Regions from separate parts of the Homo sapiens genome. Here all the other regions are linked to region 1. A link is an interaction called in ENCODE POLR2A ChIA-PET data of the cell type or tissue named here. Cell type or tissue: HepG2. All regions are shown on one strand. Links, peaks and the distances in the headings refer to the core of each region. The heading gives the core; the rest is flanking DNA.

The links. Peaks named below come from ENCODE experiments on the same cell type or tissue, not always from the same donor. Only the 100,000 strongest peaks of a DNase experiment are listed, where the experiment ranks them.
Region 2: POLR2A ChIA-PET joins it to region 1 with 8 read pairs; 4 of 35 experiments call an interaction of 5 or more read pairs at or near these places.
Region 3: POLR2A ChIA-PET joins it to region 1 with 5 read pairs; 2 of 35 experiments call an interaction of 5 or more read pairs at or near these places.

What each region holds. Positions count from the first base shown.
Region 1 is chr6:63,385,573-63,396,415 of GRCh38, forward strand. It overlaps a transcript of LGSN not described here and the pseudogene LOC100133007. Among named protein-coding and RNA genes, the nearest start is that of LGSN, 71 kb to the left of the region's middle. RefSeq lists an enhancer at 3,992-4,081. In HepG2, for the core only: a CTCF peak has its summit at 8,784 (motif pointing left); a DNase peak (open chromatin) is centred at 6,149.
Region 2 is chr6:63,582,538-63,593,123 of GRCh38, forward strand. PTP4A1 (protein tyrosine phosphatase 4A1) reads left to right here. Exons shown (of 6, transcript NM_003463.5): 6 at 1-1,051. It overlaps LOC128125822, which reads left to right. Exons shown (of 2, transcript NM_001415059.2): 2 at 1-1,051. Among named protein-coding and RNA genes, the nearest start is that of PTP4A1, 15 kb to the left of the region's middle. RefSeq lists an enhancer at 7,407-7,701. In HepG2, for the core only: no CTCF peak of the experiment used is centred there; no DNase peak of the experiment used is centred there.
Region 3 is chr6:63,494,814-63,505,656 of GRCh38, forward strand. It overlaps a transcript of LGSN not described here. Among named protein-coding and RNA genes, the nearest start is that of PTP4A1, 72 kb to the right of the region's middle. RefSeq lists an enhancer at 9,865-10,004. In HepG2, for the core only: no CTCF peak of the experiment used is centred there; a DNase peak (open chromatin) is centred at 6,028.

The DNA.
Region 1 (10,843 bases), core at 3,925-8,924:
TAGTCTTCTTCCATTTCCAACTCTATACTCTTGGCTCTTAAGTTTTGCCTCCAACCCGTCACAGAGTTTTTAACTTATGTCTAACTTATCCATAGTTTTCTAAGCATTAGACTCTCAATTGTCCCCTATAAACTTGCTTAGTTTCTCTTAGGTGGGAATTACAATCTTGGATCTATCCACTTAAATGAAGTCCAAAGTCAGTTCCAAAATGTAGGCAAATTCAGAAAGATAAGCTAATAACCTATCTTTTAGTTGACATGGTCAACCCAATACATATATCTGTGTTATGCTCTGTTTATAAGTAATGGCAAATTCCTGAAGGACCGATACCCAATATCACATAGGCAAAAAGTCTGAGACCTCAGACCCAATTTCCTGACACCAACTACTTTACTAATTCCATTATTCATTATTCTACCCAATTAATAAATTTGATGTTAATATATTGGGACCAGATAGTATTCACTTAACAGTTTTAAAAAATTATAAGGTGAAAATGTAGAAATACATACAATTTCTCATTAACTTTATAAATTGCCAGAGATTTAAGGATTTATAAAATATTAAAAGGATTTTGTAATTGTAGAGTCTTACCTCCCTACTTGGAAGTTTGATAGAGACTTTATAAGCAAGAGAGGGACCCCTTTGTGAATATAGATAGGATGAATACATAGAGCTTAATCTATAATCCAAAATTCAGTGGGATAAGACATGCCACCAGGTAAACATTTTACTTTCTGTAGCTCAGCTACAAATACATTGACCTTGATCCAGCCATTGAGAATATCATTGACTTTCAGAGTTTTGGGGCTTTTTAATTTTTATTTTACTATTATTATTATTATTATTGCTTACTTGTTTGTTTGTTTCTGGCTAATTCTCCTTATCTGATTCTCTGATCCTATTTTGGTAACCTGTCTTTCATATTTCCAATCTCATTTCCTGATTTTTGCATCACTTTTCGTCAGGTATTGATTTCTGTATTCCTAGTCATAACCAGTTAACCTAAATGTCATTCTTGAAAATGCTTTGTATCTAATAATTCATTTTAATGGTCTTGGAACTATACAATACCTTGACTATACACTCAACATTGAAGTTCAACAAAAGAACCCATGTTCCTTTCCCTGACTCAATAAATATTTAGAGAGGGTAATCTACTGGGAAAAGAGTAATATGGTTTCTGTAAGGGGATATTATAGTCGTCTAGTAGCATTCTTTGAAGAGGTAAATTAATAAATAAGGGGCGGGCATGGTGACTCATGCCTGTAATCTCAATACTTTGGGAGGCCAAGGCTGGTATGGATCACCTGAGGACAGGAGCTCAAGACCAGCCTGACCAATATGGTGAAACCTCGTCTCTATTAAAAATACAAAAATCAGCCAGACATGGTGGCGTGCACCTGTAATCCCAGCAACTCAGGAGGCTGAGGCAGGAGAATTGCTTGAGCCCAGGAGGTGGAGGTTGCAGTGAGCTGAGATCACACCACCGTGCTCCAGCCTGGGCAACAGAGCAAGACTCCGTCTCAAAAAAAAATAAAAGAAAAATAGATAAATAAGGAAAACGAGCAAAGGTAAAGTGCAAAGACTTTAAATTCAGACCTTCGAACCAAAGATTATCTTAAAGGTGAATCACTCACTATTGGATTATACAATTAGCAGCCCTCTGTATCCATGTGTTCCTCTTCCATGAATTCAACCAACCATAGATCAAAAATATTCAGGAAAAGAAAAATGCATCGGTACTGAATACATAACGATGCATTTTTTCTTGTAATATTCCTAAAACGACAGAGTATAACAACTATTTACATAATTTACATATTATATATCTTTGTTGTATTAGGTATTATAATGATTTAAGAGATTATATAAAGTATATAGAAGCATATGCATAGGTTACATGCAAATACTTTATCAGATACTTGAGCCACTGCAGATTTTGATGTGCTCCAGAGGTCCTGGAACTAACCCCCCACAGATACTGAGGGACAACTGTATTCACAGAAAATATTTTATCATGGATTAAAAATATATATTAGTACAAAAAGTTAGAGCCTGAATTTTAGAGGAATCCATGCAATGGGAGAGATGTCACAGAGATCAGTACTGAGATTAACTTTGATCAATAATTTTTTTTTTTTTGAGCCAGGGTCCCACTGCAGTGGCATGATCATAGCTCATGATCATTGCAGCCTCAGTCTCCCAGGCTCAAGCCATCCTCCGACCTCAGCGTCCTGAGTAGCTAGATCTACAGGCATACCACCACATCTCGCCTGGCTATTTATTTATTGATTGATTTATTGATTTTGAGTCAGAGTCTTGCTCTGTCACCCAGGCTGGAGTGCAGTGGCACAATCTTGGCTCACTGCAACCTCCGCCTCCCAGGCTCAAGTGATTCTCCTTCCTCAGCCTCCCGAATAGCTGGGATAACAGGTGCCCACCATCATGCCCAGCTAATTTTTTTGTTTTTTTTTTTTTTTAGTAGAGATGCGGTTTCACCATGTTAGGCAGGCTGGTCTCGAACTCCTGACCTCAGGTGACCTACCTGCTTTGGCCTCCCAATGTGCTAGGATTCATGCCTGTAGCCACCATGCCCAGCAATAATTTTTGAAACAGAAGATGACTATGGAGTATCATTTCGTAATTTAAAAATGACTTACCAGTGGTGAATTATGAAGATAAGGAAAAAGTTTAGGAAATTTCACAAGGTAGGCAGTTGGACAGAAATTTAAGATACCAGCTTCTTGATGAGAAAAGTGAGGTCCTATTATGGGCTAAATTGTGTTTCCTGAAGATTCACATGCTGAAGTTCTAATCCTCAGTACTTCAGAGTGTGACCATATTTAGAGATAGCATCTTTAAGGAGGTAACTAAGTTAAAATGAGGCCAGTTAGGGTGAGCCCTAATCTGATATGACTGATGTCCCTGTAAGAAGAGGAAATCTGAACACAGGTGCACAGAGGGAAAATGATGTGAAGCCAGGGAGAAGACGGCCATTGACAAGCCAAGGAGAGAGGCCTCAGAAGAAACCAACCCTGCCAACACCTTCATCTTGGACTTCTAGGCTCCAGAACTGTGAAGAAATAAATTTCTATTGTTTGAGCCACCCAGTCTGTGGTATTTTGTTACAGCAGCCCTGGAAAAATAATAGAGGTCCTAAAGCTAGAAATAACGTAAATAATGGCCAAGGGATAACTGGCTTCGAGGGCCATTTGGAAAAACAAGACAGAGAACTTGTTGTCAGTCTAATGTGGTTCTAATAGACAAAAAGGCCATCAGAGTATTGATAAGCAGGCAGTGAGTTGAAAGCAGAATAGAAGACATTCTTATACTTGGCACAAACCATGTACAGTCACTCAAAAATCATCTTAGGATGCATATATTTAAGCAGAATGCACAGAAAGTAGTAACTCCTAGTCTACAAGGATGAAATACAAATAGGATGAGGAAGACAAAAAGGGAAGGGAAAAGAAGAAAAGAGCTAACCCTTATAAGTATTCATTCATTTAATCCTTATGGCCACCCCTACGTGTAAGTAAACTGAACATTATTGTCTCCACTTTGGAAAGGAGGAAACTGAATCACAGAAAGAGTAAGTAAATTGCTCAGAGTCACACAGAAAGTGAAAAAGCTATGATAAATAATAGATCTATTAATATAAGAACAAATCAAAAAATGTGAAACCTATTTTCTACTCTCATATTTTCTTACTAACAATAGAAAAGAAGCTTACCTTACATTTTCAGATAGAGAGGAAAGGATATTGAGCCTGATTCATTTTGTATCTTCTTGTGTTTCTATGTGTTCATTCTTAAACAAGTAATAGAAACTACACTCAGTCTAGAACATGTCAGTCTTATTTTGGCAAAACAATCCCACCGTCTTCTTCTGCATCTACCCTTGACCCCATTGCAAAATCTAGCACAATCTGATAACAGAAGAAGAGAACAAAAGAGAAAAATTTGAAGGAACTGTGTTTAACCTTAAGGAAAGCATGGCTTCTGTTTTGAACAATGGTCCTGTGTAGTTTCACTTAAATCTTATCTGTATACAAAACTCTTGGTTGCCACTCTGTGCTGTGAAACTGCTACATGGTTGCATTTCAATATTAAGTATGTAAGCCAGTGAGTAAACCAAACCATGATAGTTCATGAATCTACTAATGGAGACGATCATATCAGTACTATTATTCCAATACAGAAATTCAAAGGTAGTGCATACAGAAATAGAGATCATAAAATGCAGTCATTTTAAATTATTTTTTACACTAAAAATAATTTAGTCATTGTGCTCCAGACATTAAGTGCATTAATGTACATGCTTCAAAGTTTATCTCCTTTTTCTCTTCCTCCCCCATCCCCCACAAAAAAAAATGGTGAGAGAAAATTTTCTAGGTCTAATCTAAGCCTAAAGAAAACACACCTTTTGTGAATGCTAAGTAGGGAGATGTAGAAAATGAAGAGAAAAGACTCTAATGGTCTCAGAAACTGTATAAAGAATAATTCTACAGCTGAAGTATTTGGACACTTTCTTTCTTTCTTTCTTTTTTTTTTTTTTTTTTTTTTTTTTTTTGAGGCAGAGTCTCGCTCTGTCACCCAGGCTGGAGTGCAGTGGCGCAATCTTGTCTCACTGCAACCTCCTTCTTCCAGGGTCAAGCGATTCTTGTGCCTCAGCCTCCCAAGTAGCTGGGATTAAAGACATGCACCACCACTACTGGCTAATTTTTGTATCGTTAGTAGAGATGGGTTTTCACCATGTTGGCCAGGCTGGTCTCAAACTCCTAACCTCAGGTGATCCACCTGCCTTGGCCTCCCAAAGTGCTGGGATTACAGGTTTGAGCCATTGTGCCAGCCGGATTCCACAAATTTTGATCAACTATTATTTTCTTAGAATGCATGACCTATTGCCAAATTCACCACTTCATTGTCAGATTTTTTTTTATCAACAGGGAGGAGATTGTTACACAGGAATTGAATTTGTTTTATTGAAAATTGGAATCGGCCAGGCGCGGTGGCTCACGCCTGTAATCCCAGCACTTTGGGAGGCCGAGGCGGGCGGATCACGAGGTCAGGAGATCGAGACCATCCTGGCTAACACGGTGAAACCCCGTCTCTACTAAAAATACAAAAAAAAAGTAGCCGGGCGAGGTGGCGGGTGCCTGTAGTCCCAGCTACTCGGGAGGCTGAGGCAGGAGAATGGCGTGAACCCCGGGGGACGGAGCCTGCAGTGAGCCGAGATCACGCCACTGCACTCCAGCCTGGGCGACAGAGCAAGACTCCATCTCAAAAAAAAAAAAAAAAAAGAAAAGAAAATTGGAATTGAATTAGTTCAGATAATATCCTTAACTTTCTTATCTCTCTCCATTCACTTTCAATTATTTGAATTATAACAAGTTCCATTGGAAAGGATGCATACTTTTACCTTCTCTTTGGATAAAAGGTAATCTGAAATAAATTGATTGCTTCTGTTAAATAGACAAATAGAATTACTAAGTATTATCAGATCTCAAATAGCTCTAATAGAATATGTACACAGGTAAGACTCATTTAGCATTATTTAAAATCTCGTTTTTAAAAAATATGATAATGGAGACAAATTTGCTATTAAATAATTTATTTGCAATGTATAAATGTCCTTAGCAGTCAATCCTATTTGGGTTTGAGAAAAACATGACATTTTCAAGTTATCTTAGTTGGTGTAGGTCTAAAGATATGGAAGGGAAGTAAGAACCAAGAGGTTGTGTCTTAGCAACTACTCAGCCAGCAGCTGGAACTGTAGCTCATTCAGAATACACAATGTAGAGGACTGATAGCAGCTCTTACACTCAACAGCAACATCTGCAAAGATCCATGCATCTGTAAACTTCTGTTGCTTTTTCTGACAAGGATTCCCAACTTGTAAGTGGGTTGATTTCAGTCTCTGCTTGTACCTCTGTATCCTCCAACACTGTTCTCTCCACTTGCCTTCTCTCCACCTCAAGGTCTGTGTTAGCTTTTACTGTCTTGTGATTTCTGAAGCCTCAATGTGTCTCTAGTTCCTGCTCACTTAAGTTTCCCTCCAAATTCCCAAGGGAGATCTGCTTTACGGTTAGTCAACATCCAATATTGACCATTCTTGCTGGGCAGAGTTCAGTTACACTTCATGGGCTGATAGCGAGGCTTTTAGCTATCTCTGTCTCAAAGGTTAATCCTTGAACTAAGTCATTGCTGGTCCAGAAAAGCAGAAGTCACATGATGTAAAGCATAAGGGCCCTAGGAGCAGAGAAACACTCAGCTGTCTTTCATAGAAGAGGTCTTTGGACATGGAAGGACAATGAGCATGGGTTGACGCACAGAGCAACTTGGTCTCCTCTCCAGTATAAGTCTTCTTTTAAGGAATCAATGATATGAAAGTTTATTTTTAAAAATTACAAAACAACAACACTGGTTTCATCCTCCACCCCAAAATTCCAAGTAATTATAGTCATGTACTGTATAAAAACATTCTGGTCAACAATGGACCACATATAAAACAGTGGTCCCATAAGATTATAAAAGAGGAGGGGCATGGACCAGAAATCTGAGAGAGGTCAAAGACGCCCAGGCCAGGTGCCTCTCAGGTACTCATGTACTGATATGAAGTAGGAGGGGCGCAGTGCTAGAAGCCCCTTCCTCAGTGCTGCCAACCAGACACCCAGCCCATGGCAAACCCTGGCCTAGGGCTGCTCCTGGCCCTGGGCCTGCCTCTGCTGCAGGCCTGCTTAGGCCCAGCCTTGAGACAAACCTCCACAGCAGGGGCCCCTTCTGTAAATGAGAGCAGCACTATCATGCCCACCAGCTCCAGCTCCAAAGGGACCCTGTCTCAGGGGGCATCACTGCTATCATGTGGACTAATCCATCCTGGCCACCCTACTCCTGGCTGTGGGACTGGAACTACTGGTGCAGAAGCTTCAGGAGAAGCATAGATGGAGGCGGAAACCTACCTACCCAGCAGCCAGGAACAGGTGGGTGCCCATGCGCCACAGACCCTCAACTTCAAATTGCCTCCGGAGGAGTAGCAGCTCATCTGAACGCTGGTGTTAGAGGCCTTTGAACCAGAGTGACTCCATCTTGAATAGGGGCTGGGTAAAATTGATAAAGGAATTAAGAAGAAATTACTTAGGCAGATAATGAGGATATGGAAGTCCTCGGTAAGGTTTTCCTTTTAATGAAAAGCAACCCCAAATTATTTTTCTTTCTAATGAAGAGCAGTCTGTAAAACCGAGCTGCAGACATTGATTGGCAGTTGTGCCAATCATGTTCAAGATGGTGGCTCCATCTTCTTCTTCTTTTTTTTTTTTTTTTTTTTTTTGATATGGAGTCTTGCTCTGTCGCCCAGGCTGGAGTGCAGTGGCGCAATCTCTGCTCACTGCAAGCTCCGCCTCCCGGGTTCACGCCATTCTCCTACCTCAGCCTCCCGAGTAGCTGGGACTACAGGCGCCCACCACCACGCCCGGCTAATTTTTTTGTATTTTTAGTAGAGACGGGGTTTCACCGCATTAGCCAGGATGGTCTCGATCTCCTGACCTCGTGATACACCCACCTCGGCCTCCCAAAGTGCTAGGATTACAGGCTGAGCCACCGCGCCCAGCCAAGATGGAGTCTCACTCTGTCGCCCAGGCTGGAGTGCAATAGCTGGATCTTGGCACACTGCAACCTCTATCTCCTGGGTTCAAGCTATTCTCCTGCCTCAGCCTCTCCTCCCCAACCTGTAGGTGAGATTACAGGTGTGTGCCACAAAGCCCGGCTAATTTTTTTGTATTTTTAGTAGAGACAGGGTTTCACCATGTTGGTCAGGCTGGTCTCGAACTCCTGACCTCAAGTGATCTACCCACCTCAGCCTCCCAAAGTGCTAGGATTACAGGCGTGAGCCACCGCGCCTGGCCCATCTTCCCTTCTTCTGTACAGTAAGGAGCAGACAAGATGGCGCTGGTTAACTGGAAAGCCCATTTGCACAATAAGATTAGGGTGGGGCAACCAGTCTTACCACAAGCACTATGAAAACATCATACCTGATCGAACCAATTTGTGAGCCCTATGTAAATCAAACACTGCCTCCTCAAACCTGACTATAAAATCTGGCCCATCCACTGCTGGCAGGTCTTTCTTCTCAGAAGTCCCCTCTCTCTCAAGAGGCAGAGCTGTTTTACTTTCTTTTCTTCTGCCTATTAAACCTTCGCTCTTAAACTCCTCATGTGTGTCTGTGTCCTAAATTTTCCTGGCGCCAGACAACAAATCCCAGGTATATACCCCAGACAATGTAGCCACTTCAAAATGAAGCTGAGATCTACTGGGCTGCATTCCCACGAGGTTAGGTATTCTAAGTGACAGGATGAGATAGGAGGTCTGCAAAAGATACAGGTCACAAAGGCTTTGCTAATAAAACAGGTTGCAACTGGGCGCGGTGGCTCACACCTGTAATCCCAGCACTTTGGGAGGCCGAGGTGGGCGGATCACCTGAGGTCAGGAGTTTGAGACCAGCCTGGCCAACATGGCGAAACCTGTCTCCACTAAAAATACAAAAATTAGCTGGGCGTGGTGGGCGACTGTAATCCCAGCTACTCAGGAGGCTGAGGCAAGAGAATCACTTGAAACCAGGAGGCAGAGGTTGCAGTGAGCCGAGATCACGCCACTGCACTCCAGCCTGGGCAACAGAGCGAGACTCTGTCTCAATAATAACAATAATAATTAATAAGAAAACAGGTTGCAGTAAAGAAGCTGGTCAAAACCCACTAAACCAAGATGGAGATGAAAGTGACCTCTGGAGGTCCTCACTGCTCATGATATGCTAGTTATGATGCAATTATAATGCATTGGCATGCTAAAAGACACTCCCACTAGCATCATGATGGTTTACAAATGTCAGGAAGTTACTCTGTATGGTTTAAAAGGGGGAGGAACCCTCAGTTCCAGGGGTATTGCCCATCCCTTTCCTGGAAAACTCATGAATAATCCACCCCTTGTTTAGCAAATAATCAAGAAATAACCGTAAAAATAACCACCAGCCCTAGGGGCTGCTCTGCCTTTGGCGTAACCATTCTTTATTCCTTTACTTTCTTAATAAACTCGCTTTCACTTTACTCAATGGATTTACCTCGAATTCTTTTTTGCACGAGATCCAAGAACCCTCTCTTGGGGTCTGGATCAGGACCCCTTTCCGGTAACACTGGGGCCCAATGCAGCCACTGCCCCTGCCCAGGACTGCCGGGTGCTGGCTTGCTGTATACAGCAGCTGCCACGGCCTCTGACAGCTCAGGAAGACTTGCAGGAGGGCCTGGGGGGCGTCCGCCTGTCAGGCGGTCGTCTGTGCCTACAGCTGAGGGTTTCAGGGCTGGGGATCCACCTCCTCGCTTGTGGAACCTTCTTCCCTCTGTGTGCACTGCAGGCCTGACAACTCCCTCTCCTTTCTTTCAGTTCTCCATGCACTTGAGGCCTGGGTCCCTCAGGACTCCAAGAAGAAAGTGTGGGGCTGCCTGCCCATCTAGTTCCCCTCTCCTCAATTTGTCCCACTTCATGGCTGTGTGACCTTGGGGAAAGGTAGAGCCCTCTCTGGGCAGTCAGATCCACCCAGTTCTTAAGAATAGCATGGAAGAAGCTGTTTCAAAGACTGCTCCTGAGGACAAGGGAGGGCAGGGCTGTTAACTTTTTATATACTTATATAAAATTAATAGTGAAGTATAATAAAGTTTGCTTGTTTTGAGCTGTTGGAGGCATTAGCCAAGACGGAAGACACAAATGCAGAGGAACTGCAAGGTTGTAAGGATCCTAGGGTATTGGGGGGCTTCCTGGAACTCCCTTCTAGAATCCAGTTAAAGAGGCTGCCCTTGGAGGGTGAGAGGTGGGTAGGTTGTGTTCCCCTCCAGAGAGAGGGCCTTAGAGAAATTCACCAGGAAAAACCAGCTTCTGGCTCTTGTGGCTTTATTGAAGGACAGGAGTCTCCTCCCGACCCTTGATCCTTAACCGTCAAAGCACTTAAGATCAGCCACTCTGGGCTGGCTCCTGGCCTGGGGCTCCTGCTGGTTGCTGGTGGGTGATGGAATTCAGGCCTCCCAATTCTTCCAGTGACTGGAGGTGAGTGTGCTCTGCTAGCAGGACTTTGCGAGGCTGGGCTCTGGGATTCTCTGGAGAACTAGGGTCTGGGGAAGGATCAAGAGGCTGGACTATCTGGACAATATCAAAGTTGGACTTTGTGGGGGCTGGAATTTGGGGGCTTTCTGGAGGGCTGGGCTGGGTGGGCACTGTGGAGAGCCTGGAACTGGGGCTTTCCTGGGCTCTAGAATGTTTGGCTGCCTTGTAGGGAGGGGAAAGATAAAGGATTAGGGACTCTGTGAGAGGAGAGTGTTCGGGGTCCCCTCCGCTACTTGGGTCTGCAGGAGCTGTTGAGGACTGAAATGGAGAGATGACTTCTTGGTTAGCCTCTAGGACAGCTAGGACTTGAGATTCCTTGAGAAGCTTGTAGCATCCACAGATGAGGCATTTTGCAGAGACGGCAGGTCTGCAGGCAGGGACAGGGGCTGAAGCTCTGGCAGTTTCTCATTGTCTGGTTGCTATCTTGCTCTTCCTGGTATGTTGGGCTGGGTAGGGTGGAGAGACGGGCAAGTTGCTGGCCTTTAGATGGCAAAGGGGTTGGCAAGTTGGATGGACCATTAGGGTAAAACTTGGGGAAGAGGCAGGGTTTCCACCAGGATGAATCAGCTGTCTAGGTCCCCTCTGTGACAGCAGTTTAAATTCTGGCCTGGTCTCAGGCTGCCTGCACTCTTGGCTCCAACACTCAGACTGTCCAGAATCTCACTCAACAAATCCAGTTATTCTCTAGACCTCAA
Region 2 (10,586 bases), core at 1-5,000, 190 kb after region 1:
TAATAAGAGTTCAAAGAGTTATGAGTTGAAGTCTTGAATGCAGGAAACTATCTGATAGTGTTCTAAAATTTGGTTACTTGGGTTTGGATACCCTTAGTGGGATGATGTAAATAGAGGCTAGCTACCTAGGCTTGTCTATAGCAACCATAATGTTGATGTAAGTAATGCGGTTACTGAATCATAAGAAAATGCCATCTCTTTTTAGTTGAAGGAAAACTCTGGAAGTAGGTGCCATTGGTCATTCTGCAGTGCACTGCAACCATTGTTTCCCCTAGTGCCCTCTTTTCCCTAGGGCATTGCTCTCCTATTCCCACGCCTTAACACAGCTCTATACCTAGAAGCAGCCAGCCCAGGCATGCAGTCACATTTAATCACATCCCCCTTCTAGAGTGCTTCAAAATGATGTAGTCCCTCAACTTGGCTAAAGAATCTCAATCTCTTGAAATTTATTTTTTTAATGTCATATTCATCTGGTAAATATCTACTGTTTGCCAGGCATTTAAGAATATGGCAAAGAACATAAAAGATGGTGTCACCAGATTTTGGTCACCAATGAGTACCCGACCCGTTGCCATGATTAAGAGAGAATGCTTTCTATTGGAGTTTCAGGAAATATAATTTGAGAATACTTTAAAGGGAAGTGGAAGTATAAGTGAATGATATTTTTCTTTTACATGTAAACAATGAAGTTATTTCAAAGTTAAGTTTTAAACAAAATACATGAAGTAGTGTCTGCCATACATGTTAATATTCTACATTCTTGCTTCCTTAAATTAATATGTTTGTGTGTATATATGTGCCTCACACCTGAATTGAAAATTAAAGACTGGTTTAAAAGTGGTTTAAAAGTGACATTTAATGTTTCTCCATTACGTTTGGGGTAACCAGCCTAAGTGGAATCTTGGAAGGAAAGTAAGGGAAAAACTTGTATTTGCCTTCAATGAATTAAACCAGTGATATGTGTTAACGTATGAATGAAAGGATTGATGGTGATTTTATAATTATATATATTGCCGCAGTAACCAGTTAATAAATTGATAGCTACCATTTATTAATGATTTTATTTTCAGGTAGTTTTTATAATTTGATTCCCTTCCAACAGTCTTGTCCCAATTTTACAGTAAGGGATTTGAGCCTCCAGATAGGGGACTAGCTAATAAGTGGTAGAAGTCAGGGATTCAGACCTGTGTTTGAGCTGGTCCACTACACCACACAGTTATGTAAATAAATATGCATGACTTTTTTTGTTTTTTGTTTTGAGATGGAGTTTTGCTGTTGCCCAAGCTGCAGTGCAATGGCCTGATCTTGGCTCACCGCAACCTCCACCTCCTGGGTTTAAGTGATTCTCCTGCCTCAGCCTCCCAAGTAGCTGGGATTACAGGCATGCGCTACCACACTTGGCCAATTTTGTATTTTTAATACAGGAATTTTGTATTTTTAGGAGAAACCTAGCTGTGACAGAAGGCAAAAAGGGATTTAGAGTGTCTCACGGTGATTAAAAGCTTGACTAAGAAATCATACATGTCACTTAACTCAGAAATGCATTTCTATCACATGCTGAAAGGCCAGAACTACACAGAATTAATCACCTCCACCTCAGGGTTTAAAAGAGTACATCCACAGCAGCGTTTTACATAACTGAAATGCCCAACATAAAGGGGTTAAAGTTTCCAGGCAGCCAAAATAGATGTCATGAAATTCAGGCACTAAAGTTGAGAAGCACATGGGTAGCAATTAAGATACACTTGTAAGCCTGATAACGAGACATTTGGAATCATAAAAACTAAATATAAAAAGTACAGCCACTTGGGACAAGTCAATGCTATGACTAATAGCTTTAAGCTTATACACCTCAATTGACCATAAGGAAATCGGTATTTCCTACACAGCACAAAACGATTAGCTGCTTACAAGGATTGACAATAGTCATCAAGAATATAAACCATTAAGTTTGGTTTTGTGTATGTGTGTGTGTGTGTGTTTAGATTAGTACTGCATTTACTTTTTTTCTTTTTTGAGACAGGATCTCACTTGTCACCCAGGCTGGAGTGCAGTGGTACAATCTTGGCTCACTGCAGCTTCAACCACCTGGGTTCAAGCGATACTCCTACCTCAGCCTCCTGAGTAGCTGGGGACTACAGGTGTGCACCGCCACACCTGGCTAGCTTTTGTATTTGTAGTAGAAAAGGGGTTACGCCATGTTGCCCAGGCTGGTCTCAAATTCCTGAGCTCAAGTGATCTGCCTGCCTTGGCCTCCCAAAGCGCTACAATTACAGGAGTGAGCCACTGCGCTCGGCCAAGTTTGGTTTTGTGGGGTTTTTGTTTGTTTGTTTGTTTGTTTTTAATAGAGATGGGGTTTCAATGTGTTAGCCAGGGTGGTCTCATTTCCTGACCTCGTGATCCACCCGCCTTGGCCTCCCAAAGTGCTGGGATTACAGGCGTGAGCCACCGTGCCCGGCCAGTTTTGTGGTTTTTAAGCCAAGAAATTTTATAATCAAATATTTTCAAGGGATATTCTTAGATATATTAGAGAAATGGTCTCATGAATAAGTTTGGCAAACACTGGGCTAACTTAGACATTATTTACTGCAATATTAGAGCCTTTAATATGCTGGTGTGAATTTTTAATCTTTCCAAGAGAACAATATTGTATTTATCCATTGTATCAATCAGTGTCCCGGAAGAAGACAGATTGTTCACTCACAGTGGATAATTAAACATTTAATAGAGAAACAAGAAAAAAAGAATTTCAGGCCAATATACCTGACGAACATTGATGTAAAAATCCTCAGTAAAATACTGGCAAACTGAATCCAGCAGCACATCAAAAAGCTTATCCTCAAAAAAAAAAAAGTTTATCCTCCACGATCTAGTTGGCTTTATCCCTGGGACACAAGGCTGGTTTAACATATGCAAATCAATAAATGTATTATAATGCATCACATAAAGAGAACTAAAGACAAAAACCACATGATTATCTCAATAGATGCAGAAAAGGCCTTTGATAAAATTCAATATCCCATCATATTAAAAACTCTCAATAAACTAGGTATTAATGGAACAGACCTCAAAATAGTAAGAGCCATTTATGCCTACTCCTAGCCAATATCATACCGAATGGGCAAAAACCAGAACCATTCCCTTTGAAAACCGGCACAAGACAAGGATGGCCTCTCTCACCACTCCTATTCAACATAGCATTGGAAGTTCTGGCCAGGGCAATGAGGCAAGAGAAAGAAATAAAGGGTAATCAAATAGGAAGAGAGCAAATCAAACTGTCTCTCTTTGCAGATGACATGATCCTATATCTAGAAAACCCCATCATCTCAGCCCAAAAGTTTCTTAAGCTGACAAGCAACTTCAGCAAAGTCTCAGGATACAAAGTCAATGTGCAAAAAGCACAAGCATTCCCATACAGTAACAATAGACAAGCTGAGAGCCAAATCATGAGTGATCTCCCATTCACAACTGCTACAAAGAGAATAAAATAACTAGGAAAACAACTAACAAGGGATGTGAAGGACTTCTTCAAGGAGAACTACAAACCACTGCTCAAAGAAATCAGAGGACACAAGCAAATGGGAAAACATTCCATCCTCGTGGATAGGAAGAATCAATATCGTGAAAATGGCCATACTGCCCCAAGTAATTTATAGATTCAATGCTATTCTCATTAAACTGCCACTGATATTCTTCATAGAAATAGAAAAAACTACTTTAAAATTCATATGGAACCAAAAACAAGAGCTTCTAAAGCCAAGACAACCCTAAGCAAAATGAAGAAAGCTGGAGGCATCACACTACCTGACTTCAAACTATACTACAAGGCTACCAAAACAGCATGGTACTGGTACAAAAACAGACACACAGACTAATGGAACAGAATAGACATCTCAGAAATAAGACCGCACATCTACAACCCTCTGATCTTTGACAAACCTGGCAAAAGTAGTGGGGAAAGGATTCCCTATTTAATAAATGGCATTGGGAAAACTGGCTAGCCATATGCAGAAAATTGAAACTAGACCCCTTCCTTACACCTTTTTCAAAACTTAAGTCAAGGTGGATTAAAAACTTAAGTGTAAAACCCAAAACTATAAGAACCCCAGAAGAAAATATAGGCAATACTATTCAGGACATAGGCACAGGCAAATATTTCATAATGAAAATGTCAAAAGCGATTGTAACAAAAGCAAACATTGACAAATGGAATCTAATTAAAGAGTTTCTTCACAGCAAAAGAAACTATCATCAGAGTGAACAAAGAACCTACAGAATGGGAGGAAATTTTTGCAGTCTATCCATCTGACAAAGGTCTAATATCCAGAATCTACAAGGAACTTAAACACATTTACAAGAAAAAACACAACCCCATCAAAAAGTGGGCAAGGGACATGAATGGACACTCTCAAAAGATGACATTTATGCAGCTGACAAACATGAAAAAGTGCTCATCATCACTTGTCATTAGAGAAATGCAAATCAAAACCACAAAGAGATACCATCTCACACCAGTCAGAATGACAATTATTAAAAAGTCAAGAAACAACAGCTGCTGGCAAAGCTGTGGAGAAATAGGAACACTTTTACACTGTTGGTGGGAATGTAAATTAGTTCATTGTGGAAGACAGTGTGGCAATTCCTCAAAGACCTAGAACCAGAAATACCATTTGACCCAGCAATCTCATTACTGGGTGTATACCCAAAGGAACAGAAATCATTCTATTACAAAGATATATGCATGCATATGTTCATTGCAGCACTATTCACAATGGCAAAGACATGGTACCAACCCAAATGCCCATCAACGATAGACTGGATAAAGAAAATGTGGTACATATACACCATGGGATACTATGCAGCCATAAAAAGGAATAAGCTCATGTCCTTTGTAGGGACATGGATGAAGCTGGAAGCCATTATTCTCAGCAAACTAACACAAGAACAGAAAACCAAACACTGCATCTTCTCATAAGTGGGTGGGAACTAAACAATGAGAGCACGTGGACACAGGGAGGGGAACAGCACACCCTGGGGCCTGTTGGGGGATGGGGGGAAGGAGTGTATCAGGATAAATAGCTAATGCATGCTGGGCTTAATATCTAGGTGATGAGTTAATAGGCAGCAAACCACCATGGCACGTTTACCTATGTAACAAACCTGCACATTCGGCACATGTATCCCAGAACTTTATAAAAAGGAAAAAAGCATTTATTTATTTATTTATTTATTTATTTATTTATTTATTTATTGAGATGGAGTCTCGCTCTGTCATCAGGCTGGAGTGCAGTGGCACTATCTCAGCTCACTGCAACCTCTGCCTCCTGGGTTTAAGTGATTCTCCTGCCTCAGCCTCCCGGGTCGCTGGGATTACAGGCATGTGCCACCACACCCAGCAAATTTTGTTTTTTAGTAGAGACGGGGTTTCACCATTTTGGTCAGGCTTGCTCAAACTCCTGACCTCAGGTGATCCACCCGCCTCGGCCTCCCAAAATGCTGGGATTATAGGTGTGAGCCACCGCGCCCGGCAACTAAGAAGCATTTAATAAAGGGAAGCCAACAGGAATGTTGTGATACAGTTGCCACCTCCCAGCCTAAAGAGGCAAGAGAGGGGGACCAGTTACTGGGACTGAAGAGAAGAGCTAAATGGATAGGACTTCCTCAAAGAAGCTGTGACCTTAGTTGGAAGATACAGCCAACTAACAGCAATCCAGGTGGAGACCGATAAAAGACCGAGAAATATTCAGCCTCATTTCCGCATCCCCTTTGATGTCCTACTAGTCTCTCTTTTCCCCTCTCTCCCCAGGCAGAGGGCAAATGAACCTGTCATCTATACAGATCAGCCTTTTGGGGACAGAGCAGAACAGAGAATAGCGTGTGGGAAACAGAAAACATCCTGTACCACTGCAGATGCCTTTTTTTTCAGATGACTGCTTGGGATTAGTGTTCTACAGAACACACTGGGAAAAGTTGACATTATTCATTTTTTAAAGATATCCAAACTGACACATACATATACACACATGTTCTGTTTTTTTAGAGGTGGCAATACACACAATTTTTGGAAGTGATAATATAATGGAGGTATCTACAGTAATATGAAATAGCTCATTCATTCAATTTCAATTTAATTATTTTATTTTATTTTATTTTATTTTATTTTATTTTATTTTATTTTATATTTTTTTGAGATGGAGTCTCGCTCTGTCACCTAGGCCGAAGTGCAGTGGTTGTGATCATGGCTCACTGCAACCTCTGCCTCCTGGGTTCAAGCAACTCTCCTGCCTCAGCCTCCTGAGTAGCTGGGACTACAGGCATATGCCACCACGCCAACTAATTTTTATGTTTTTTTTTTTTTAGTAGAAATGAGGTTTCCCCATGTTGGCCATGCTGGTCTTGAACTCCTGATCTCAGGTGATCCTCCCGCGTTGGCCTCCCAAACTGCTGGGATTACTTTTAAAGAGTTTCTGCACAGCAAAAGAAACTATCATCAGAGTGAACAAACAACCTACAGAATGGGAGGAAATTTTTGCAGTCTATCCGTCTGACAAAGGTCTAATATCCAGAATCTACAAGGAACTTAAACACATTTACAAGAAAAAACACAACCCCTTCAAAAGGTGGGCAAGGTACATGAACAGACACTCTCAAAAGATGACATTTGGCCAGCAGCGGTGGCTCATGCCTGTAATCCCAGCACTTTGGGAGGCCGAGGCCGGTGGATCACGAGGTCAGGAGATGGAGACCATCCTGGCTAACACCGTGAAACCTCCGTCTCTACTAAAAATACAAAAAATTAGCCAGGCGTGGTGGTGGGCGCCCTAGTCCCAGCTACTCAGGAGGCTGAGGCAGGAGAATGCCGTGAACATGGGAGGCGGAGGTTGCAGTGAGCCAAGATCACACCACTGCACTCCAGCCTGGGAGACAGAGCAAGACTCCGTCTCAAAAAAAAAGAGATGACATTTACGCAGCCACCGTGCCTGGCCATTACTTTCCAATCATGAAAAAAAAAATAAAGATTTTATAGTGAAATGATAAAAAGAATTGCCCTTGGGAACTTCTTTAGTTACAGGCATGAGCCGCTGCACCCGGCTGTCAAGTGTTGATTTTTGGGGGAGTGACAATATAATGTCCATTTCACTTCTGACTTGCAGAATATAGTCACAAACTTGGTCATTTTTTGCAAAAATATTTCAGGACTTTAATTTTTCCAAAGGCCAGCCTTAGCCAGTTATTATTTAGATAATTTTGTCTTGAAGCATCTAATACAGCATCCATATAAATTTTCATTTGTTTCCATTTTTAATTGACTTAACTCTGCTAGATCCTTATCTGACAATAACTTTTGTTATTATTTGAGCAGTTCTCAAACATCACTTTCATTGACTTTGTCAGTCTAAACAACAGAGAGAGGCTCTCTAAAAGAAAAGGTACTTATTTGGGAATAGGGCATTGCAGTGAGATTATTCATGCCAGAGTAAACTATGTGCATATTCAGGGAGGTAAAGGAACACAAAGGTTTTTAAGAAAAGAATGAGGATGACATAATTGTTTTCAAATAATTATCTTTGGCTGCAAAGATCAATAACAAGGGTGACGTCAGTCCAGGATTGGATAGTCAGTTGCTGGGCAGATGTCCTTGCAAAAGAATTTGTTGTGTAAGGTTGCAATGGCCTTTGTGCAAGGTTGGTTTTTGTAGTCTTTGTGATAGTCTTTGTTATCAAGCATAAAAGCATGAGAACCCTCTCTTCATGGCCTTTCCTGGCTCTAGAGTTTTGTTGCTGTTTTTGTTGTTCTGACGTTAATGATTGCATTTTGATTCTGACAACTTTCACAACTTCATAAAATTCAGCAACTTAAATTCCAGTTTCACTTGTTTACATTGTGTTATTGGCTACATTCATTGGCAAGAAGACCAATAAATAGGTTTGGATATACTGGACACTACTAGTGCTAAAATAAAGACCATTTTACAAGTGGACGTGCACTAGAACTTCATTAACATAGGAACTCAAAACAATGAATATACAGCTAAAAGCCCCTAGATTGAAGGAATAAGCAACAGAGTTCAACTAGATCAAATGGGACTTGGGTAGGTGTGATTCATTATAATTCTTTTATTCAGTTACCTGTTTATTAGAGACCTGCCCACACTAGAGGCCAAAAAATAGTGTTGATAAGATGATGCCACAGAACTTCACCAGTAACTTCCATTTCTTGTCAATGAAGAATCCAGCCTGAGAGAACTAACTCAACAGCAGGTTTCTTTAATTATCATAATAATGCAAAATCTGTAACATGATAAAATCTGCAACCAGGCTTGCCCCCAGTTTCAGCACACTGTATCTAAATATCTGTTTCCTTTGCAAGGAAACTGTTTCAGAAAAATCTCTACTGAGGTATTTCCCCTAACTTGAATGCAATCATAAGAAAAACAGACAGTTGGCCGGGTGCAGTGGCTCATGCCTGTAACCCCAGCACTTTGGGAGGCTGAGACAGGTGGATCACCTGAGGTCAGAAGTTCGAGACCAGCCTGGCCAACATGGTGAAACCCTGTCTCTACTAAGAATACACAAATTGGCCGGGTGTGGTAGTGCATGCCTGTAGTCCCAGCTACTCAGGAGGCTGAGGCAGGAGAATCACTTGAACCTGGGAGGCGGAGGCTGCAGTGAGCCAAGATCATGCCACTGTACTCCAGCCTGGGTGAGACAGAGCAAGACTCCATCTCAAAAAAAAAAAAAAAAAAAAAAAAAATCAGAGAGTTACCGGGCACGATGGCTCACGCCTGTAATCCCAGCACTTTGGGAAGCTGAGGCAGGCAGATCACGAGGTCAGGAGATCGAGGCCATCCTGGCTAACATGGTAAAACTCCGCCTCTACTAAAAATACAAAAAATAATAATAATAATAACCAGGCGTGGTGGCACGTGCCTGTAGTCCTAGCTACTCCGGAGGCTGAGGCAGGAAAATTGCTTGAACCCGGCAGGCAGAGGTTTCAGTGAGCTGAGATCATGCCACTGCACTTCAGAGCGAGACTCCATCTCAAAAAAAAAAAAAGAAAAAAAAAGAAAAGAAAAAATCGGGCAGAATGCTAAAAAAACAGCTCTGTAAATGTTTGTTCTTTTCTGTTTTACTAGTTAGTATTTTACATCTATGACTTAATTTTTATCATGTATGCTAGGATCTTAAATTTTCAGTCTTGAGGGAGCTATTCAGTTTTTCAATTTGCTAGAATCCAGAAATCATGCATTAATTCCATAGACACTCATTGCATGAATATTACATCCTATGTATCAGGCAACGAAGACAAAGTGGTGAGGACAAACCCAGTCATTGCCTTCGTGGAATTTAGACTAGCAGGTCGAAATTTAAACATGAACTACTGGCTATAGTATAATAAAAACAAGTAATCTAAACCAAAACAACTTCTCCTTAGAGGTTCTGGATTGCAAAAGAAACATTAAAATGCCCCTGCTGCAAAAGTATATTCAAATAATTTTCATGGGTAGCTAGCTATCAGCTGGATGCTATTAAGATACAGATTTAAAGAAAGCGAATATTGGCCAGGCATAGTGGCTCATGCCTGTAATCCCACCACTTTGGGAGGCCGAGGAGGGTGGATCAGCTGAGGGTCAGGAGTTTGAGAACAGCCTGGCCAATATGGTGAAACCCTGTCTCTACTAAAAATACAAAAATTAGCTGGGCATGGTGGCAGGCACCTGTAATTCCAGCTACTTGGGAGGCTGAGGCAGGAGAATCACTTGAACCCAACAGGCAGAGGTTGCAGTGAGCCAAGGCCTCACCATTGCACTACAGCCTGGGGCAACAAGAGTGAAACTCCATCTCAAAAAAAGAAAAAAAGGAAAGAAAAACAAAGCAAATATTTAGACATTAATTAAATAATACTTGTAGTTATGCTAGTTAAAATATGCTATGTATAAAAATAAATACAGCCAGGTTTGATAGTGCTCGTTGGTGCATCTGAATATTCAAACCCGTCACAGAAATGCAGCTCGAAAAGTAAAAACTTGACAGGATAAACTTCCAAGTATAAATATTGGCATTAAGTTGCTTGCCTGGCTGCATATATAAATCAGGCTGTTCCTTGTAGAAGAAGATCTAAAATTTACCAACAATTTCTATTTGAAAAATGAAACCAAAGTCTAGAAATACTACTATGGTCCACCAGTCAGGTTTGGGTTTATGGTCAGGGGAAGGATGAAGGCTTGACCTAAGTCCATAAAACATTGGGTCAATGTGGTAGCTAGTTCCTAAGATGGCGCCTAACGGTCCTTGCCTCATTGTATTTATACCCATCAGTGGTCCCTTTTCCATGTTGTATCAGAGTTAGTCTGTGTGACCATCAGAATATGGCAGAAGCGATGGTGTGTCTTTTCTGAGATTAGGTTATAAAAGACTGAAGCTTCTATCTTAGGCTTTCATTTTTCGGGAAGCTAGCTGCCACATCTTGCTGTTAACTAAGCACCCTATGGAAAGGCCCATGTGGAAAGAAAATGAGATTTCTAGCTTCAGCCAGTGAGGCATGAGCTCAGCCAAACACCGAGTAAACTTGGAAGCAGACCCTCT
Region 3 (10,843 bases), core at 3,313-8,312, 110 kb after region 1:
TATTATTTCATTTAGAGTGTGATGACAAATACTTGACGTTCCACTAAATTAGATAATATCAGTAGAACAATGTTCCGAAACAAGATACTTACTGGAAAGACATTGGCTAATATTTTCAGTGTTAATTCCTATATTTATAAGTTTAAATCTCTTACTTTAGTAAATATTAAAATACCATGCATTTTATGCCTTTGAGGGTGAGGGTAGAAAGTTTTCATTGTCTATTAACCTATATAATAACACATTTAATTCACTGTCCACTATTGACACAGCACTGTACTAGATACTCTATAAATTATAGATTTTATAGATTATTATAGATTTTTCACATACCAGAAGTTCTATAAAACACAGTTATTTTTATAATTTATGTTTATTGAGCACTTACAAATGCCAGATTTTGCATAAGGGTTCACATGAATTATATCATTCAATCCCACATTAACCCAAAAAAGTATTATTTTTTCCTCATTTTCTAGATGAGGAAATGAGGCTGAGAGAAGCTGAGCAACTTTTCCTCTCACAGTTAGCAAGTAGCAGAGAAGAGATCCTTCTGCCCCCGGAGCCTATGCACTAATACTCTGCTGTAGATCCAGTCCCTCTTCTCAAAGATACTTAAATCTTCTTTCTTTTTTTCTTTTTCTTTTTTTTTTTTTTTTTTTTGAGATGGAGTCTCAGTCTGTAGCACAGGCTGGAGTGCAGTGGTGAGATCTCAGCGCTCTGCCTCCCTGGTTCAAGCAATTCTCCTGCCTCAGCCTCCCTAGTACCTGAGATTACAGGCATGCACCACCATGCCTTGCTAATTTTTGTATTTTTAGTGGAGACAGGATTTTACCATGTTGACCAGGCTGGTCTTGAACTCCTGGCCTCAAGAGATCTGCCCGTCTTAGCCTACCAAAGTGCCGGGATTATAGGCGTGAGCCACCATGCCTGGTCTCAAAGATACTTAAATCTAATGAGGGGATTAGTATAAGGATCAAGAGAAAATTTAATAAATACTGCATAAGCCTGGAAAAAATGCATACTAATTCTTATAGCAATAAAGGATGACATGAATGTTTGTAAATGGAACACTCACATGTAATGTCTTAGACTCCTCTTGTATTAATTAATTAATTTTTTTAAAAAAAAAAGACAGAGTCTCACTCTATCACTCAGGCTGGAGTGCAGTGGTGTGATCTTGGCTTACCGCAACCTCTGCCTCCCGGGTTCAAGCAATTCTCCTGCCTCAGCCTCCCTAGTAGCTGAGATGACAGGTGACTGCCACCACACCTGGCTAATTTTGTATTTTTAGTAAAGATGGGATTTCACATGTTGGCCAGGCTGGTCTCGAACTCCTTACCTCAGGTGATCTGCCCGCCTTGGCCTCGCAAAGTGCTGGGATTACAGGCGTGAGCCACAGTGTCCAGCCCTCTTGTGTTAATTTATAAGGCTATTTAACTCATATTGTTCTGTAGCATTTTCCATGTATATTAGTCCCTTCCTCAGCTAGATTTTGACCTTACTGATGGCAGACTATATTTTCTATTTTAAGAGTTTGCCATAGCCACTAGGACAATGACACACACATAATAAGTGCTTTATAAATATTTGTGGAGTGCATGAATGACGGAATTATAGGCAATTAAGACAAGGTTGCATATAGCTGTGTGGCATCGCTATACACAAGGGAGTGGCAATAACTTAAGTGAGATAGCAAAGGCCTGGATAAGATAAAAAAGAAATAGATTCAGGAAGTGGGTTATAAAATAGGCAACAGTTATAAAGTGTTTATTATTTGAAGTAACTTTAGAGGTATTTGCTCCTTTTTTTTTTTTTTTGAGACAGTGCAGTGGTGCAATTATAGATTACTATAACCTTGAACTTCTGAGCTCAGCCATCCTCCCATCTCAGCCTCCCAAAGTGCTGAGATTACAAGCATGAGTCACCATGCCCAGCCTACTCTTTACAACAACAATCCTATGAGGTAGGTACTACTATCATCCCTACTTTATAGATGAAATGCAAATAGATAAATAATTTAACATCACCCAGCCAGGAAGTGGTTGTGTCAAAAGCTCATGCAGTTTTGTTCTGCCCTTGCCTGTATAGGATCCAAAGATAGTCTGAGCAACCACATGGATGTTAAGAGTACAAGACAACAAAGATTTGAAGGTTACAACAAAAATCCTTGATTGAAATATGTTTTTATTTTTATTTTTTAGTGATAGGGTCTCACTCCATTGTCCTCACTATTTAATCTCAAACTCCTGGGCTCAAGCAATCCTCCTGCCTCAGCCTCCCAAGTAGCTAGGACTACAGGCACACATCTCCACACCTGGCTAATTTTTTTAAAACATTTTTTGTCGAGATGGGGTATTGTTATGTTGCACAGAATGGTCTCAAACTCCTGGCCTCAAGCGAGGCCTCAGCCTCCCAAAGTGGTGGGATTACAGGCATGATTAAAATATTAGGGCTGAGTGCAGTAGCTCACTCCTGTAATCCCTGCACTTTGGGAGGCCAAGGCGGGCGGATCACCTGAGGCCAGGAGTTCGAGACCAGCCTGACCAACATGGTGAAAGCCCGTCTCTACTAACAATACAAAAATTAGCCAGGCTGGGTGGCAGGCACCTGTAATCCCCGCTATTCAGGAGGCTGAGTGAGGCAGGAGAATCACTTGAACCCGCGAGGTGGAGGTTGCAGTGAGCCGAGATCATGCCACTGCACTCCAGCCTGGGTGGCAGAGCGAGACTCCGTCTCACATAAAATAAAAGAAAATAATATTAGAAAGTTATAACATTGCCCAACACTAAGAGAAAGTTGGCATAGGAAAGGCATAGAGGGAAAATAAGCAGTTGCGCTATTTTTTCCACATTCAGCTTGAGTGGCCACAGGAGTCATTTTAGGAAAGGAGGACTACAGAAAACTGACCTGGGGAGAGTTGAATGACAACAACAAATCATTTTATAGCCCTTTATATTTTATGGGAATTATGATTAGTGAGATAGTTGACATAAATTCTATGTTCAATGGCTGACCTAGCATAGTTAATTCTCTTCCCACATATGAAGTTATCTGAGAAATTATTTCCTTGTTCTTCACAGTTCTATAGATTTGTCATGTTTCTTTTTTTTTTTTTTCTTGAGACAGAGTTTTGCTCTTGCTGCCAAGGCTGGAGTGCAATGACACAACCTCAGCTCACTGCAATCTCTGCCTCCCGGGTTCAAGCGATTCTCTTGCCTCAGCCTCCCGAGTAGCTGGGATTACAGGCATGCACCACTACACCCGGCTAATTTTGTATTTTTAGTAGAGACAGGGTTTCTCTATGCTGGCCAGGCTGGTCTCGAACTCCTGACCTCAGGTGATCCACCCGTCTTGGCCTCCCAAATTGCTGGGATTACAGACGTGAGCCACCGCATCCCACCTTGTCATGTTTCTTATTTGAAGAGGAAAACACAGACTGAAAGTTTTAATGATTTGCCAAAAGTATCTCACCTGATCAGATGTTCAAACAGGTCGAAGCCTGATTTTCTGGCTCCTTCTTGTGAGGCAGATTTCAGTTTTAAAAAAACCTGGTCAGAGCAACCTTGCCTGCCCCAACCCATTATTCCCTATCTCATCTCTATTGTCATTTGTAACAGAGCACTCATGCCAGGAGCTTATCTCTACCTTCCATTTTCTATTGGCTCCCATTGGAACATAAGCTTTATGAAAGCAGAATCTGGGATCAGTCTTGTTCTCCGATCTTCACCTACACAATGTCTGGCAAGTAGTAGGCAGTCAAGGTTTGCTGTAGTCATGACAGAAACCCAAAACCCAAAACTTGTCATGTTATCAAAGGTAGTGGACACAATGCTTGAACAAGGACAGGACAGTGAAGCAATGTTTTCATGTGGTTTCTCCCTGTTACATTGTTCTGTCGGTGAGACAAGTGCTCATTTACAGGAGTTCATGTGGGTAGGGAATGAAAGAGAACAGGAATTAATTGAGGAACTTTATGGGAAACTCTTCCCAACAATGAAAAGTGGTATTGGGTTGATTAACGCAGGGAAGACTATAGGGTAACCAAAGAGATGTAGAAAGCAAACCCGATGGTGGAAGTATACCAAAAGGCCATTTGGTACTTACCTGAGCTTACATGGAATTTATTAATGTATTATTAGCACCCACCTAAAGCACGTACTTTTTAAAACTCTACATTAAATTATCATATTGATGGTTTCCCAAATCCTACATTCTTTAGGAATTTAGAAAAATGTATAAAAGTCAAGTGAATCTGCTTTGTGTATACATTGTTTATGTGATGATTTTTACCAATTCCAAAGTAAATCAGTTCTGGTTTGCTTGCTTGGTTAGTGACCTGTTTAAGCCTTGTATAACATCTATAATATACAGAATTTTTCATTAAACACTCAAACCTAATCATTTTTACATTAATGTGTGGACATACATGGCCTCCCATTGGAAGAGAACCTTGGAAATTTTGATAAAAGCTGAACAGAGTGCAAGAAAAAGTATAGTACAGTCACTGGTTTCTGTGCCAGCTCTGCTAGTTCTACTAGTGAGCAGCTGTGTTACCTCAAATAAGCAACACTGTGCTCAACTCTGTAAAATGGGAAGAGTAATCCCTAATTCATAGATTGTTATATATTAGATTCCTGAAAAGTTGTCCGGTTGCTATGGGTGGGGCTTTAAGAGTTTTTCAATCCCTTTTATTTCCTCATAGTAGGTTCTTTGGATAATAGAGAAGAAAATCTCGCTTTTTGTAGCATTTGAATAAGAGATAGTTCTTTCCTGCTTCAGGTGCATAAAAATCTTCATAACTGCAGCAGCAATTTCCAGTTCAGCGCAATCTCCAAATATGGGTTTTTCTCTGTACATCACCTATGGAACACCTGATAATGTGTTTTATGTCGTTAAAAGCCTTCTGCTGTAGGATACCTTTAGGCTCTATGCAGCCTGAACAATCCAACCCCTCTTGAGCTCAAGAGGTGAACAGAGTAGAGTGCAAGGTTGTATTTGGAATTAGCAGCAAGGTGGGATTTGGTTAGGTCTATATGTCCAATTTACATTAAGTCTAGGAGTAGAAACCAAATATCAGAGACTCATGCAACCATATGTCAAATTCCCCAGCTTTCTGAGCTCCTTATTTAACAATCCAGGTAATGACAACTCAAGTTTCCATAATTCCATACATTTCTGAGGGTGCTTCAAGTTCTTAGACATCTCTCTGTCTGAAAGAGGCATATTCCTCAAGCTCACACTGCTGTTATCATCCCCTCAGGTAGCCATCCTGCTCCAATCCCCTCAGCTCACTTTAATAAGCTTCTCCTGGCCAGTATTGTCTGCCCAAATTTTTCTCATAAGTGTTAACAGAGGCCCCTCCCTTAACTCACAAAGCAGAGCTAAAGCCAAGCTACAGCATTTAACAGAACTTACTGAAAACTTGAGGTTATGAAGGAGAAGTATAATGGAAAAAAAAAAGATTATAATCTCATAGAGTAGCCATCACTGCTCCAAAGAAGGCAATGGTCAAGAGCACTGGCTTAAGAAGTGGACAGCTGGGGTGAGAATCCTTGCTTCTCTGCTTCATGTCTGAGTGACCTCTGACAGGTTTATTTTTATTTTTAATTAATTTTTTTTTTTGAGACGGAGTTTCACTCTTGTTGCCCAGGCTGGAGTGCAATGGTGTGATCTCAGCTCACTGCAACCTCTGCTTCCTGGGTTCAAGTGATTCTCCTGCCTCAGCCTCCCAGGTAGCTGGGATTGCAGGCATGCACCACCACGCCTGGCTAATTTTGTATTTTTAGTAGGGATAGGGTTGCTCCATGTTGGTCAGGCTGGTTTCAAACTCCCGACCTCAGGTGATCCACCCGCCTCGGCCTCCCAAAATGCTGGGATTACAGGCGTGAGCCATCACACCTGGCAATTAGTTATTTTTTTTTTCTTTTTTGAGACAGAGTCTCACTCTGTCACCCAGGCTGGAGTGCAGTGATGCAATCTCCACTCACTGCAACCTCTGCTTCCTGGGCTCAAGTGATTCTCCTGCCTTAGCCTATTGAGTAACTGGGATTAGAGGCACGTGCCACCAGGCCTGGCTAATTTTTATATTTTTAGTAGAGAAGGGATTTTGCCATGTTGGCCAGGCTGGTCTCAAACTCCTGACCCCAAGTGATCTGGCCCGGCTCAGCCTCCCAAAGTGTTGGGATTACAGGCGTGAGCCACTGTGCCTGACTGACAGGTTATTTCAAATCTGTGAGGGCTTTGCTTTTTTAAAAAAGGAAAAAATGAGAGGAAGACTGGGCCTGGTGGCTCATGCCTATAGTCCCAGCACTTTGGGAGGCTGAGGCGGGTGGATCACCTGAGATCAGGAGTTCGAGACTACCCTGGCCAAAATGGTGAAACCCCGTCTCTATTAAAAATACAAAAAATTAGCCAGGCGTAGTGTAGTCCCAGCTACTGGGGATGTTGAGGCAGGGGAATTGCTTGAACCCAGGAGGCGGAGGTTGCAGTGAGCCGAGATTGTACCATTGCACTCTAGCCTGGGCGACAAGAACAAAACTTCGTCTCAAAAAAAAAAAAAAAATTAGAGGAGAAGCCATTGTCACTACCCCTTGCCTTTTCTTGTCTTCATTATAGAAGTGATGCATAGAGCTATGGCATCTATTTTGAGACTATAAAGCAACAAATAAATATGCTATGTATGGCTGAATATAAAAATAAAAACAAACTGCATCCTTGATGAACTTACGGAGTCATTAGACAACAGCCCTGAAACCAGCTGCTGTCTAATGTGAAAAAAAAAAAGCGCTTGTTGTTTAAGTAATTGTTGGATTTTTTCCATTATTTGCAGCTAAAAGCACTCCTAACAAATATAACAAAGTAGTGACATGACCATATTTTTCAAGAAAATGCTTCTTAAGGGAGATCCTGCTGTTCTTGGATCTTTTAAGAAGATCCTAGGGCTATATGTAGAATTAGATCACTAACAGAACATTACTGTAAATGTTCTTTCTTTTATAGAGATGGGGTCTCATTCTGTTGCCCAGGCTAGAGTGCAGTGGCACGATCACAGGTAACTGCATCCTCAAACTCCCAGTTTAAGCAATCCTCCCACCTCAGCCTCCCAAGTCACTGGGACTATAGGCACACACCACCACATCCAGCTATTTTCTTTTCAGTTTTGTATAGAAGACAGGGTCTTGCTGTGTTGCCCAGGCTGGTCTTGAACTCCTGGGCTCAAGTGATTTTCCCACTTTGGCCTCCCAAAATGTTGGGATTACAGGCATGAGTCCCTGTGCCTGGCCCAGTGTAAGTTTTCTATGATGAGTACAGTTTGGGTTGCAAATTCATAATCACACAGACATCAGATTCAGAGGGAGCCTTAACCACCTCAAGATAAGAGGAAATACTTTGGAAATACTTCAGAACCTTTTCTCCTTAGATTGAGTTAACTATCTATTAGAGAAGTGTTGTCTCTTCTGAGAAAAAGCAGAGGGTGAAGTCTAGGATAATCACCACATCATAATCCATTCAGTCTTTTCCTTATGCCAACTGCTTACCTGCTAGGGCAATAATTCTCAAAGTGCTTCTGTAATAAAGGTTAAGATACCTGATATACTATGACTCATTCTATTTTACATAATTTCTGTGAGAATGAACAGGGAAAAAATGGTAGGGAAAAAAATGAGCCTTCATTTTCACCACCAAAAAAGTGCATTAAAAAGAAAGTTAATATAATATATTAAGTCTGTTGATAGAGGGTTATACCTGATGATCGTTCAGGATAATGATACAGATGGAATGTGACAAGCAATTAGGTCTTCACTTTTTCTTTAATATGATTTATCAAGATACTCTTCCCACATAAAAGTCATCAATGTTGCTGAACCTTCTAAAAGAGAAAAACGAGTAAATCCTGAAATTTGGATCCTATTAAATCTCATCTGACTAAGCTCTCTGTACAATTCTCACTTCTGGGAGGATTCAAGTCAAATCAAGTTTCGTAGCTTTGAAATTTCATCCCTCTGCATGCAATACTACAGACTTAGCCAGAAAAGTTGTGAGATCTGAATAATAAGGAGCAAGTAGTAATTAGAAAATAATTCCAGCTAGAAGACGATCTATGCTCTATGCTCATCAGTAAGAATCTATGAATTAATTAATCAATCGATGTCAGATATTTTTTTAAATACCTATCACCTAATTTATATTTTTTGCCATAAGAAAATTCTCAAAAATATATTTTCTAATTTTTTTGTTCAATGTTATCTTCTTTTTTCCAGTTTCCACTTTTCTTCTCTATAAAATTATTGTATTCATCATGAGTAAATTTTTTTCTGCAGGCTTTAAAAAAATGTTTAAATAATCAACTATGACATTACTTCTAGCTATGGTCTCATACTGTTTACCTTGTAGCTATAAAGTCCATTTTTCTTTAAACTGCCTAATTTGTAAGATATAACTTATGAATGAGTCAGAGTTCTATAGATACAGACAACAGAAAGAGGCTCTAGTTCATTTATGGAAAGGAAACTTACTGAAATATATCAGACTTCATCGCCTGGAAGTAAGGCTAGAGAACCAGACTTTGAAATGTGCTGATCCAAGGTATTCGCAGTGGTCCAGGATCTGGAGATCACAAGAATGGCTTCACGTTGACAAAATCCAGGACTCGCCCCGGAATAGATTAATCCTCTCTTTAATCCTCTACCCAAGATTTAAATTCCAGAGAGTAGGTGTCTGATTGGCCTGGTTTCAACCATATATTCAGACTTGGGCTAAGAAAGTATAGGTCTGCTGAGTAAAAGTCCACCAGGCTGAATCCAAAATGGTAACAAGGCCAGGCACAGCGGCTCATGCCTGTAATCCCAGCACTCTGGGAGGGCGAGGCTGGTGGATTGCTTGAGCCCAGGAGTTTGAGACCAGCCTGGGCAACATGGTGAAACCCCGCCTCTACTAAAAATACAAAAAATTAGCCGGGGACAGTGGCACCTGCCTCTAGTCTCAGCTACTCAGGAGGCTGAGGTGGGAGAATCACCAGAGCCTGAGGGGTCAAGGCTGCAGTGAGCCAAGATCACCCCACTGCACTCCAGCCTGGACAACCAGAGTGAGACCCTGTCTCAAAAAAACCAAAACAACAACAACAATGACAAATATATAAAAATTTATATGCAAATAGTAACAACAATAATAATAAAATTATAATTCCCTCTAAAAGAAATGTGATGTTATTAGGAAAGAGAAATGAATGCTGAACAGTCACACATTAAAGATGCTCAATACACCATCCTTAACCATTTTTTTTATAAATACCTCACCTATTTTCAACCCATATTTAATAAAATAAAAATCTTTTTTTTTGAAACAGAGTTTTGTTCTTGTCACTCAGGCTGGAGTGCAGTGGCGATCTCGGCTCACTGAAGCCTCTTCCTCCCTGGTTCAAGCGATTCTTTTTTTTTTTTTTTGAGACAGAGTCTCGCTCTGTTGCCCAGGCTGGAGTGCAGTGGTGCAATCTCGGCTCACTGCAAGCTCCGCCTCCCACGTTCACACCATTCTCCTGCCTCAGCCTCCCGAGTAACTGAGACTACAGGTGCCCACCACCACGCCCAGCTAATTTTTTGTATTTTAGTAGAGACAGGATTTCACAGTGTTAGCCAGGCTGGTCTCGAACTCCTGACCTAGTGATCCACCAGCCTTGGCCTCCCAAAGTGCTGGGATTACAGGCGTGAGCCACTGCACCCAGCCTCAAGTGATTCTTGTGCCTCAGCCTCCCGAGTAGCTGGGATTACAGGCGTGCACCACCATGCCCGTCTAATTTTTTGAATTTTTAATAGAGACAGGGTTTTGCCACGTTGCTGAGGCTGATCTCAAATTCCTGTCCTCATGTGATCCACCCACCTCGGTGTCCCAAAGTGCTGGGATTACAGGTGTGAGCCACCACACTCAGCTGAAAATCATTTTTTATGACCATTCTGAAAACCCAAGAAGCTCCTTATCAATGCTTGATAATTGCAGTCACTGAAATACAGAAAGGACTAAGTGGATTTTATTCAAGCTGAGAGTTCAGAGTAGTGAAAAGCTCTTAGTGGTTCTTTAAGAATTTTCTCCCCATTTCTGAGTGGCAATACCATCAGCTGGCCTGATGAGAAAGTGGTTTGTCACACATTCTTTTGAGTCATAGTGAAAGGCATGATGGTGTCACCTAAAATTAGTAGATTAGCTATGCTTCATTTCTCATCTACACCAGGAACTGGTAAGGTTATCACCATGACCATGGCATTCCTTTTCTTCTTTATTGTCCTATATTGGCTAGAAAGCCCACCTCATCCTACATTTTGACCTTCCCTCTGCTTCCTCATTCCTGTTAGTAACTTGCTTTTTTTTTTTTTAACGTTATTGATATCTCCTCATCCACCCCCATTTTCTATCAAGCATTATAAAGTGAAGCCAAGGAATTATATGCTTTTCCTCATCTCTTTAGTTAAGAAATTCTAAAGTAAAGCCGGGCGTAGTGTCTCACATCTGTAATCCCAGCACTTTGGGAGGCTGAGGTGGGTGGATCACCTTGAGGTCAGGAGTTCAAGGCCAGCCTGGTCAACATAGTGAAACCCCGTCTCTACTAAAAATACAAAAATTAGCCAGGTGTGGCGGCACATACCTGTAGTCCCAGCTACTCGGGAGGATGAGGCAGGAAAATTTCTTGAACCCAGGAGGTGGAGGTTGCAGTGAGCCAAGAGCAGGACAGAGCAAGAATCTGTCAAAAAAAAAAAAAAAGAAAGAAAGAAAGAAAGAAAGAAAGAAAGAAAGAAAGAAAGAAAGAAAGAAAGAAAGAAAGAAAGAAATTCTGGCATTCTTTTTTGTT